Linked DNA regions of Homo sapiens: all the other regions are linked to region 2. A link is a contact called in ENCODE Hi-C or POLR2A ChIA-PET data. All regions are on one chromosome and are shown on one strand. The core of a region is the stretch at or near the end of the contact, and the rest is flanking DNA. Distances in the headings are between cores, read along the strand shown.

What was found. Hi-C counts contacts between places; a loop is a spot of excess contacts on that map. ChIA-PET counts read pairs that join two places held with the same protein, here RNA polymerase II (POLR2A). Pooled maps may share reads with other maps.
Region 1: a loop to region 2 is called in a pooled map, with 1.9 times the contacts of the local background. The contact joins the promoter of C10orf88 here to the enhancer-like site in region 2. A Hi-C loop is called at or near these places in 1 of 50 pooled maps. POLR2A ChIA-PET finds 5 or more read pairs at or near these places in 2 of 52 experiments (B cell and GM10248).
Region 3: a map of GM12878 shows a loop between it and region 2 (4-fold over the local background). The contact joins two enhancer-like sites. A Hi-C loop is called at or near these places in 1 of 168 maps with a recorded cell type or tissue (GM12878), 16 of 37 single-sample maps with no recorded cell type and 6 of 50 pooled maps.
Region 4: a loop to region 2 is called in a pooled map, with 13 times the contacts of the local background. The contact joins two enhancer-like sites. A Hi-C loop is called at or near these places in 4 of 37 single-sample maps with no recorded cell type and 6 of 50 pooled maps.

What each region holds. Positions count from the first base shown.
Region 1 is chr10:122,952,888-122,955,723 of GRCh38, forward strand. C10orf88 (chromosome 10 open reading frame 88) reads right to left here and starts at 1,340. Exons shown (of 6, transcript NM_024942.4): 1 at 1,128-1,340; 2 at 1-145. The coding sequence starts at 1,291. It overlaps LOC124902519 (a long non-coding RNA gene), which reads left to right and starts at 1,555. Exons shown (of 2, transcript XR_007062325.1): 1 at 1,555-1,681. RefSeq lists a silencer at 1,056-1,135.
Region 2 is chr10:119,702,836-119,705,867 of GRCh38, forward strand. No RefSeq gene overlaps it. Among named protein-coding and RNA genes, the nearest start is that of INPP5F, 22 kb to the right of the region's middle. RefSeq lists enhancers at 1,103-1,152, 1,163-1,212, 1,843-2,122. Within about 2 kb of position 1,261, at least 6 of the 41 ENCODE cell types and tissues checked have a DNase peak (open chromatin) inside an H3K27ac peak, as active enhancers do; they include B cell and GM12878, where a contact is called at or near this core.
Region 3 is chr10:123,396,816-123,399,704 of GRCh38, forward strand. All of the region lies in intron 6 of LINC02641 (long intergenic non-protein coding RNA 2641), which reads left to right. Among named protein-coding and RNA genes, the nearest start is that of LINC02641, 50 kb to the left of the region's middle. RefSeq lists an enhancer at 1,270-1,579. Within about 2 kb of position 1,501, at least 2 of the 41 ENCODE cell types and tissues checked have a DNase peak (open chromatin) inside an H3K27ac peak, as active enhancers do; they include GM12878, where a contact is called at or near this core.
Region 4 is chr10:124,219,704-124,222,496 of GRCh38, forward strand. No RefSeq gene overlaps it. Among named protein-coding and RNA genes, the nearest start is that of CHST15, 130 kb to the left of the region's middle. RefSeq lists enhancers at 1,780-1,879, 1,890-2,069. Within about 2 kb of position 1,353, at least 6 of the 41 ENCODE cell types and tissues checked have a DNase peak (open chromatin) inside an H3K27ac peak, as active enhancers do.

The sequences.
Region 1 (2,836 bases), core at 90-2,589, 3.3 Mb after region 2:
TAAGTACACTTCCATATTTCTTGCTGAACTTAAAATGCCAATAGAAGCGATTTCTTCACCTCCATCAGGGCCACACCTCAGGTAAAGGAAGCAGGGGTTTTCATCTTTGTTGTTGTGGTTTCTCTTCAAAATCACCAGATCCTGACTGAGAAGAAAATTGGTGAAAACATCACACAGTATAGTTCTCTGAACATGACTCTTCTTTTTTGAGACGGAGTCTGGCTCTGTCGCCCAGGCTGGAATGCAGTGGCTCCATCTCGGCTCACTGCACGCTCCGCCTTCCGGGTTCACGCCATTCTCCTGCCTCAGCCTCCCAAGCAGCTGGGACTACAGGCACCCGCCACCGCGCCCGGCTAATTTTTTGTATTTTTCGTAGAGACGGGGTTTCGCCGTGTTAGCCAGGATGGTCTTGATCTCCTGACGTCGTGATCCGCCCGCCTCGGCCTCCCAAAGTGCTGGGATTACAGGTGTGAGCCACCGTGCCCGGCCGGGGCTTCTTTCTTCTAACTCACTTCCACTTGCCCTTGAGGTCCAAGCACCTTCCCAAGCATCCAAGAAGCGCTCAACACAGAATTCATACGGAAATGAAGGTGTCACACATCAGGGCTTTCCCAAACTCTATTTTTTCCTCAATCAACATTCTACTCAATCCCCTGCAATTGACTCTCGGATAATTACATAAATCACTGGGCACCTACTGGGTGCAGGGCACAATGAAAGACAAAAGTGTATCTTTTTCGAAATTAAGTCGACAGCGATCATCTATAGCTGGACTTTTTACACAGCCTGTTTTGGTGGACAGGAGGTGTCTTGTTTGAGGGTAGAGGGGCGGACTGACTTTGACAGCAGCCCTGAGGGGCTATCACGCCTGATGGGGACGTTATATGAAATTCCGAGTCCGGGTCACCTTCCCCCTCTCACGCCCAGGAGCCTCGGCCCCTTCCCGGCCGGACCCACCCCCCTCCGCCCACCCCGGACGACCTCGCAGCTCCCCTCCCCAACTAGAGACCTGGTACCAACTGCTCTCCCGGATCCCGGGCTCAGACCCTCTCGCCTCCCCTCACAGCTCCCCTAGAAGCGCGGCAGTTGCCGAGCATAGCGACCCCGTCCCCGTCGGCCCGGCGCACCCTGGAGCAGGCGGTGCCAGCAGCTCCTCCCAGTCGAAGTCACCGGGGCCGAGACCGGCCCGGGTGAGGAGGAGGCTGTGGGTCAGGGCCCCGCCTGCAACATCCCAAGAAGAGGCCAGCGTGGGGCGGCGGGTGAGGCCCCCGTCCTCGGTCCGCGTCTCCATTCCGCCGCCTTCAGTCAGGCCAGCCCAGCCCCGGAACCTCTCTTCCAGTGCTTGAATTTCCGCCGGTACAGCGTGGAAATGGGCAGGCAAAGCGACTTCCGGCTCACTCCGCTTCAAGTACCCGCCGCTTCTTGCTTTGGTGGGGAGAGCAGGCACCAGAGACACGCATGCGCATGTGCCAGCTGGCCTCAGGCGCGGCGTTCAAAGTGTGCGGGGAGGAGGTCGAGAGCGGAGCATGCGCACTGGCAGACCCTTGCTCTTTCGCTGGAGACTATGCGCAGGCGCGGTGCACTGCGCGCCGGCACGAGGGTGTTTTCGACGTTGGCTGTGGGGAAACAGCAAGCGGCGTGGACGACCGTTGCTGAGCTGGTGTGGAACGTCTGTGATCAGGTAGGTGTAGTCTCGTCGCTCTACGCTGCGTGCAAGACCGACTCCTGACCTCGTTCTTTCCCAAGGGGACGCCAGGGCCTTTTCTGCTTCCATTCCGTCGGATCTGCAGCATTTGTGGCAGCTAGCGCGGCGGACGCGCTGCCGATTCGGGTTATTTTTACTTCGAATTCTCCTAGCCTCCCTCACACATATTCTCGCTTTAGAGGGGGGCTGAAGCGGATGATGGGGTTTTGGGGTTGAAGGGCATCTGTGATGGGCATTGAGCCACGCTGGCCTTCGCCGGGTGCTGTCTCAGCTGACGCCCCCTGACCCCATGTGCAACCCTCAGGCCGCAGGAACCCGGGCATCCAGGGCTGGACGCTCTAGGTGACAGAAATTTGAAATGCAAGAAAGACCCAGACACCGAAGGCAGGGGCTGCCCCATGAGATCGCTCCTCATGGCACTGGAAACAGCGAGTGGAAAGGGGGGGTCTCAGAACTCTGTTGAAGTAGAATATGAACTCAGTCTTGAAGGAACTTAAGGCTACGGATGCAGAACAGTGGGAGCAGATGGAACTTTCTAGATGCCCCACGGGATGGGACTGTATATAGTGTGCCCCCTCATCCTCCTCCTGTAGAGGCTTGTGCAGATTATTTTTCTGTCTTTTGAAAAAAGCAAACTCTGAAATTCCACTTGTCTATAATCTAGAGTTCCAAAGTTGTGTTTAAGGTGGTATCCTCTCTAGGAAATAACGTTTTTGCTCACCCATACTCTAATTTTCTTTCAGAGCTGTCTATTCTGGGTTCATGACTCAGTGCGCATTACTTTAATCTTTTTGCTTATGTTTTCGTTTGAGTTTATGTACTAGGACTTGTGCCCTCTAGCTAAAAATGAGAATAAACTTTGCATTCTGTTTACCTGTGTCAAAGCAAGAAAAATGATGACCAAATGTATTTTTCTATAAGTAATCACCAGAATGTACGTATGGTAGGTGAATTCACCAAGATTGAAAGAGAGAAATGTCACCAAAGGTCTATCATAGCAGAATTGTAAAGTCCTCGTTTGCAAAGATTTTTTTAATATTTCAGACTCATTCTAAGTTGTCCTTGTCATTATTTTTGTCCTGTATGTCCTGCTTCCTGTGGTTGTAAGTTAACTTTGATCCACATTAATAC
Region 2 (3,032 bases), core at 11-2,510:
GATGCTATCTCCATTTTTGGGGGGAGAGTCATGGCCTTTGGTAGTTTTGAGTGTATTTACCACTAGGTAGTAATATCTTGTTTTCAAACTGATTATTGCTGACTGAATCATGTCCCCTTAAAGATATGCTCAAGTCCTAATCCCCGGTACCTATGAATGTGAGTTTATTTGGACATACATCCTTTGTAGATCTAAAAAAGTTAAGATGAGGTTTTACTGGAACACTAGTTCAATGACTGGTACCTTTATAAGAAGAGAAAAATTTGAACACTGATACAGACACACAGGGAGAGTGCCGTGTGACAAATGAGACAGAAATTGGAGTGATATATCTACAAGCCAAGGAACACCAAGAATTGCAGGCAGCCTGCGGAAGCTGGAAAAGGCAAGGAAGGATTCTCCCTTGGCGCCTTCAGAGGGAGCCTGGCCCAGCCAACACCTTGATTTTGGATTTCTAGCCTCCAGAATTGTGAGAAAATACACTTCTGTTGTTTACTGCCACCCACTTTATGGTCATTTGTTACAGCAGCCCTAGAAAACCAATACACTGACCAAATGACCACATCTCTTTGTCCCCTCTCTTATTTTATTTATTAATTCACTTATGTTTTATAGAGATGGGGTCTCACTATGTTGCCAAAGCTGGTCTCAAACTCCTGGGCTCAAGAAATCCTCCCACCTTAGCCTCCCAAAGTGCTGGAATTACAGGCATGAGCCACTGTGCCCAGCCCCCTCTCTTATTGTAATCAGTAGATTAATCCTGGTTCTCAATAGCCTTGAGGTTTCTGATGGAAATTTTAATATAATTATTAACATATTCTTTGTTTTTGAGACGGAGTCTTGCACTGCTGCCCAGGCTGGAGTGCAGCGGCACGATCTCGGCTCACTGCAAGGTCTGCCTGTTGGGTTCACGCCATTCTCCTGCCTCAGCCTCCCCAGTAGCTGGGACTACAGGTGCCCGCCACCATGCCTGGCTGATTTTTTATATTTTTAGTAGAGACGGTGTTTCACTGTGTTAGCCAGGATGGTCTCTATCTCCTGACCTCGTGATCCACCTGCCCTGGCCTCCCAAAGTGCTGGGATTACAGACGTGAGCCACCACGCCCTGCCAACATATTCTATTTTTACATTAAAATAATATATATTTGGATTGGGGAAACCTTCTGATGACTGAGTTGGTAAGCTCCTAGGAAAGACAGAAACTCACTCTGTAGGCCCCATCCTGCACAGCTAGTAGATGCTGCAGGGAGAACTGGGCATCCCCCAATGATGTGATGCTTCAGTTTCAACATCTGTAAACGCTGCTGATATTTCCTTCCTGCTACTTCAGAATAAAAATACGTCTTTAAAGTATTTTGAGCTCTATGGAGCCTGCTGTAGAAATTTAGAGGTAGCATGATAATCATCCTTCATCTTCGTTTTTTTTTTTTTTTTGAGTCTTGCTCTGTCGCCCAGGAGGCTGCTTTTTTTTTTTTTTTTTTTTTTTGACTGACCTTCCCTTCTTCTGAACTTGTTATTCACATCTTGTCCTCAAGACATTTTCTCCTTGGTACCGAGCAATAATTTTTGTTCTGATGTCATTGGTGATTCCGCACCTATGGAAAGCTGTTATTTTCCATTCTATCAGGAACTCAGGTATTTATTTCAATCTGTTCGTAGCAGAGAAGAATATTTCTGTTGAATGTATTCCTGTTCTTGTCAGGTTGTAAAGATGAGTAGAATGGGATGCCTCCCTAGCGCTGTGAGTTGTTGTTGTTGTTTGTAATATGTGAAATTGATGTAAACCCTCCTGACTTCAAGTTTTCGAAACCTCCCACTACTGCAATGAGTCAGATAGAACCAGGAACTGACACTAAGCTGATGACCCGAAAAGGGATCCATTGCTGAATTACACCATCATTAGTGAGAAGCTCCTGATCTCCTACTTTCTAACTCCAAGAAAGGTTCTATTTGTCGGTTGAAAGAGAAACTCAGCCACAGGTGGTGGGGTACGTCTATAATTCCAGCACTTTCGGAGGCTGAGGCAGAAGGATCACTTGAGGCCCGGAGTTCAAGAGCAGCCTGGGCAACAGAGTGAGACCCTGTCTTTACAAAAATAGATAGGGATATTTTTGTATGCTTCCTTTCTGGCTCCAGTATAACCTTCTTCTAGAGCTTCTTTGTCCTCAAACCTTAAGGAAAATATGAATAGCTATTCGGTTTTGTTTTTCAGTGTGTACAACCTTTGGGCTCTTATTCTGTCTGCAAAATTTAGACGTTTTTGTTGCTCATTGCTCACCTTCTTAATTTTTTTTTGTTTTTGTTTTTGTTTTGTGAGATGGAGTCTTGCTCTGTCGCCCAGGCTGGAGTGCAATGGCGCAATCTTGGCTCACTGCAACCTCTGCCTCCTGGGCTCAAGTGATTCTCCTGCCTCGGCCTCTCAAGCAGCTGGGATTACAAGGTGCCTCCCACTCAGCTAATTTTTGTGTTTTTGGTAGAGATAGGGTTTCACCATGTTGGCCAGGCTGGTCTCGAACTCCTGTGATCCACCCACCTTGGCCTCCCAAAGTGCTGGGACTACAGGCGTGAGCCACTGCACCCAGCCACCTTCTTAATATTTTTAAGAGGAAGATACTTTCCCACATTAGGTGTTGATTATGATTGACATTTTTATGATTTAAAAAAACCCTGTTTATTCTTAGTGGGCTTACTCATTCAGAGAGTCTGAGTATTATTTTTAGCACACAGCAAACCTGTTATTTTAGATTAGACTAATAATGAAACTAAGTCAGTTTCTTGACTTTTTTTTTCCACTTTCTCAGTTAAAAAATATTTTCAAGATGTCTCTGAAAGGATCTTATTGATTGATTGACTGAGACTGGGTCTTGCTCTGTCGCCCTGGCTGGAGCTCAGTGGCACGATCATAGCTTACTGTAGCCTTGATCTCAAGCGACCCTCCAGCCTCAACTTCCTGAGTAGCTGGTACTACAGGCATTTGCCACTACACCTGGCTGATTTTTTTTTTTTTTTTTTTAAATTTAGTAGATACAAGG
Region 3 (2,889 bases), core at 251-2,750, 3.7 Mb after region 2:
CTGGCCTCTGCTTGTCACCGGCATCTCTCATTTGATAGCAAAAATTATTATGTATAAAGTTTCTCTTTCCTTCTCACCCCTTCCATAAGAAACAATAACTGTGCCCTTTGTATTGTTTTGAAAGTTTGTGTTGATGACGTCCATCATTAGTGAAAAATATGAAAGTAGGAAGGGAGAGGACAATTTCCTCCTGGCAGCTGGGTTCTGTTTGGTTTCTGGGAGGCCTGGCAGACAGGAGACCTGGAGTCCTGGCCTGGTTTTACTTCAACTCAATGGAGTGACCTTGGGCTAGTCCCCTTCTCCTTCTGACTGTGGTTTTGTGAAGATGCATCCATGGCTCACGTATGTGCAGGGCTCCAATGACAGCCCCTGCAGTCCAGGGCCAGGGAGCTAAGGTGCCCTTTGTCTGTGTGTTTTCCCTGTAGGGAGTGCCCCAGGATAAGCTGGTGAGATGGCAGGGTGGCACCTGAGTGGGCTTGGGCACCAGGCTGTCATGGCTGAGGACATCTGAAGGCAAAATTGCCTGGGGACAAGCAGCTTTGGGTGTCCCATCCAAGGTGCAGTGCAGGTCCACAGAGAGGAGGCACATCTTGAAGCCAGAGAGTGGCCCCCTCCACAACAGGAAAGGGCAAAGCAAGGACAAGGGGAAAGTGTCCTGGCAAAAAAACAAAAACAAAAACAAAACAAAAAAAACACACAACCCAAAACTGGAAATTCTCTTTCTCTTTCAGTTGAACCTCTTGGCTGGGCCAGTACCCGAAAAGCCACACCGAATAATCTTGGGGAATAGCTGTGCGACCATCCTTTCCCAGCATGCTCAGGATTCTGCAAATGTCCTCTGCCTTCTCTAAGGCCCCCATCTCCCTTTCAGGGTTCTGTAGCGTGTGTTCAACTTCTGGCCTGTGTCTTTCACTGTGTCGGGGTATTTTTAGGGGGATAGAATAGGGTGAGAAGCAACAGGAACTATCATGACTGGGGGGAATAGGCAGGCCCAGTATTAACGTGGCGTGTGTGTGTGTGTGTGTGTGTGTGTGTGTGTGTGTGTGTGTGTATTTGTGTGAATGTGTGCATGTGTGTGTTTGTGTTTGTGCATAGCACCTCAAGTGTAGGCATCTTTATTCCCAAGACAGCCCTTGCCAAAGACAGGGTCAAGTCACATGCTCTTAGACCTGATAATTCTGCTTATGTGATTTTCACTTCAAATGATTTCCTGTTAGGCATAAAGGTTTCTACTAAAGAAAAATTTAAGGTCCTCACACAAGCCACTTCTGCTCCTCCACTTCTTAAAGAACCAAGTTAGATTTTAGTGCATTCAGCATGGGGCAAAACAGTGTCTATTAATTAGACTTTCATTTCTATTGACAATGGGGCCTACAGGCCTTGCACTGAGGTGGACACAGACCTTTTGTGGTGCCCTGTTGATCCTGGTTCTGCTCGTGGAAAATTAGGCCTGATTGCCCTATGAAGGCCCCTTCTCTAGTTTCCCTCTCTCACCTGCTAAGTCTCCATTCTTCCTCTAACTGCTTTAAATAGGTCAGCTGAGTTTCATTCTTACAGTCATCAGGCCTTTGGTGAAGGCATCTGTGCTCTTGCTGAAGTCTGCAACATTTCCCAACATGCAGGCCAAGGGCCCTTCTCTTTCGGTCTGACCACTTGTCTGTTCATGCATGCATGCTTTCATTCATTCAGAAAATGTGTCAAGAAAAGAGCACATGATTTGGAGGCAGACGTAATTCAGTGGTGTGCCGGAGTGGGATATTTCCAGCTTGCAAAAGCGGATTGCTAAATTTGTAAGTGTTTTGCAGCTGGTTTTTAAACATATATTAAAAATGAAATTGTAGAAAATTGCAATTAAATAAATTATATCAAAAACAGAAAATAAATACTCAAAACTCATCATTTTCTAATTATTTTATAACATTGTATTACCATCTGTATCAGAGGTTTCCAAAGTTTTTCTATGAAAGTGCAGATAGTAAGTATTTTAGGCTTTCTTGTCTCTGACACACTATTCAGGTCTGCTGTTTTAAGGTAAAAGGAGCCACAGACAATGCATCAAAGAATGGGCATGGCTGTACTCCTGTAAAACTATTTATAAACATGTAGCACTAGATTTGGCCCATAGCCCAGGTCAAGTTTGCCAACTCTTGATCTATGCTTTTGAGGTTATTTATGTCTGTAATATCCTTCTGGTGGAAATACTGTATAATGGTTGCTCCCCAACTCTGCCTTCCATGAGCTCATGCTGGCAGCTTGGAATCAGCCATGGTGGGAGTATTTACACCACAGAAATTGGCAAACACTAACAATCAGTTCTCTTTTCCCAGAGAACTGGCTAAACATTCACGGGGACACCACTGGGTGCGTCTGAGTCTTGACTCCGTGTTATATTAGCTCTGTGGCCTTAGGCACATGATTTACTTTCTGAGCTTTAGTTACCTTCAATAAAGGCAGAGACTGTGCCTATCCCAGAGCACTGGCAGGGGCTGAAGTGACACAATGTGACCTAACGCGTGTAAAGCACACAGCCATGGGGCCTGGTTTAAGGGGGATTCACAGTTGAGACAAGAACTGGCTCTGGCCTCAGGAATTCTCAGGGTCCCGGAGGGAGAAGGTATAGCTCAACCATAGAACGTAAAAGAAAGAATCATAACCTGCAGTGGAAAGATCTGATCAGCCACTCTCCAACCTGGGGACTTCTGACAGCTGATTCTTGGGCCTCAGAGCTATGGTTTCAATCTCAACCACGACCCTCCAGGCAAGCCCTCTGCAACCCAGCTCCTGCCTCCACTTCCCACTGCTGACCCGACCACACACCCCGAGACCCTTCGCCCTTCCTGATGCACAGTCACGCCCTACAGTCCTTGTTCCCACTACCCCCCTCTTCCT
Region 4 (2,793 bases), core at 103-2,602, 4.5 Mb after region 2:
TTAGTCTCATCTTCCATCCCACGTACCTAGTCACAACACACCGCCCCATTGGTGCCGGCTAGTATGCCCTGAACCAGAACAGGGGGAGGAGGGCAGTCTTTGACCAGGATGGTGCCATGCGATGATCCTGTGGCCAAGTGGGCACTTTGACCTTTGCTCCCTCCTCCTGCATCCTTCCAGTCAGTGGCCACCCAATTTCTGCCCAGGGACCCTTCTGTCCTCCTCCCTGTCCCCCTCTGGGACGCCTGCTCCTTCTCTCTGCCCCTCCTCCACTCTTTCTCCCCCGCCATCTCCCTGCCTTACAGAAATTGCTATTTCCTTATGCATCAACTCAAACAACACCAATTATGACTTCACCCAGGAAAACAGTACTGGATGGAACCCGTGGCCGCTCGTGATGGTAGAAGCTGCGATTAGTAGTTTGATATGGACGAAAAGTGATTTAAGAAGCAAATCTCTGCTGTAAGATTCTAAATGCAAAAAAAAAAAAAATTGATCCCTATGAAAATAATTTCAGCAAAATGGAAATGGAAACATCAGGAATGGCTTAACTGCGCTGTATAGAAAATTGATAGAGGGATTACATCAGCTTAATGGGGTCCCCGCTGGAATTCTGATACTTTCTAGATGAAAACTCATCACTGTTGGGTAATTCTGGTTAAAATGCTGACATTCAAAATGACTTTGGGGTCAAAATATCCACAGAAGCAAAAGAGTTAGGTCAAATGTCCCAATCTCTGACCAAGGAGTTAAGGTTTTATACTTAGTAGCCCCAACAGAAGTAGGGGATGAGATGAAGCAGTGTCCCTAAAGACAAAGTGGAGGAGGTGGGAATAATTCCAGAAAAACAGTGGAGAGAAGGAGCTGGATTACAGACACAAATGCTGAGCTTCCCGCCTGACTCCCTGCTGAGGCATGGGTGCCTCTCGGTCCCTGCAGGCTCGATCCCTGCAGATCTCTGCAGATCGTATCCATGATGGGGAAGGCCCCCTTCCGCCCTCTGCCAGCCCTGCACCCAGCTTCTGCAGCCCAGGGGCTCCCACCTACCACGTGGTGGCCTGAAGCCCCCACCAAAGTCCCAGCAGCCTCATGCCAAACTGACTTCTGTGAGTCCCAAACACAAACAGAAAGCAAAAGTGCTTAGCAAGTGCTATTTTTTCTAAATGACATTTATTGTTTTTGTTTTTCTAACCACAATATAGTGTAGTCTGAGGCAGAAGCTTTGGAAGAGGCAGAAAAGAGAAGGAAAAGTATCCACTCCAGCCCCCTGCTCATGGAGGAGCGCCGCTGACCACGTGGAGCCTGGCACCTGCGCATCTGGAAGGAAGGGCAGGCCCCGGAACCTGCGGTCATAATCGTGCCTGTGGGAGAGCCCAGCCAAGGAGAGGGCTCCCTTCCAGCTCCTTGCCAGGACACACAGCCCTAAGTGTGTCCTGGGCTGCTCAGAGCTGCCATTCCCACCTGTGACGTAGGGGCCACATGCTGGCTTCAGGAGGGCGGTGAAGACCTGGGGCTGCGGAGACGAATGGAGCCCCCCACAGTGGTTCTCCAGCATAACCTTCTGAGCTTCATTCTCCCCATGGGGAAAATCAGAGTAACCATCCCACAGGGCTGCTGGGAGGTGAAATGAGCGATTTCCAGGCCTGTGTTTGTGTCCTCCTGGCAAGCACCCTATCAGGCCAGGATGCTTGTCATTTCCACTTTACAGATAAAGGAAATGAGGCCGGGGGCATAAGTTATCCCTGACCAAGACCTCACGGCTAGGAAGTAATAGGACTGGGACTCACACCTCAGCTTGTGAGAGCCTGGAGCTCTCTTAACCATGTGGCTACCCAGTGGGAGGGAGAGGAGGAGGCTTCCCTCACTGAGGAGAGAGGAACCACATGGCCCTATCACCAACCAAGTCACTCTCTGGGGACCATGGCATTCCCTCTCGAGGAGCCCCCAAAGTCAGCAGCGCTTCATTCATCCTTCCATACATTCTAACTTCCAAGTCTCCAGAAAGAACGAGATGAGTCATTTCTGACCAGGGAAACCTAACAGTTAAAAAGGGGCCTGTTTCTCTTCCAGTTTCCAGGTGCGAGGGTCAGAGGATGTGGTCAGAAAGGACTTTTTTAAAAAGTATTCTACGTGTCACTGGTTACCGCACACTGCCAGGGCTGCACGTTGAGTCGGATGTCCACACCTACATGGTCCCCTAGGACTCCTCCCAAAACACAAGGGGCCCCTGGGCCCCTGGCCAGAGCCCCCCGTCGCCCAGCCCCTCACTCCCCAGGCTGCACAAACATTTGTCTTTCCAAATCAGGAAGCTGCCCTCCGCCGCCTTTCAGAAGCAAAGTAAAAACAGCTGCTATTTTTGAAAGGGTATTTTTGTAAAACAATCTCTGGTTTCCTTCAGGAATTTCAACCCCAGAGCCCCCTTGGTGATGTGGTTTCTGTAGGAGTGAACATACATCCGACCGCGCAGGCAGGGGGACTGCCGCTCGCTGTCCCCTCCACCTCTCCGCCGAGGCATGCCCGGTGTCCAGCAACCCTCACAGCCCCAGTCATCCACTCAAGTCCATTTTCACCAGCATCTCTTAGCCCCTGCTTTCTGTCAGAAGATGCAGGGACTCCAAGATACAGAGAAGTGGGTCTCTGCCCCTCAGGGGCTCACAGCCCAGGACAGACACACAGATCAGCATCTGCGATGCACCGCGGTCTCTTGTATATTTCATGCAGCCTCTCACGCCTTGTCTGTCGGGGTCCCTGCACACTGGGCACCACAACCAAGCCTTGAGGAGGAGTTGGCCC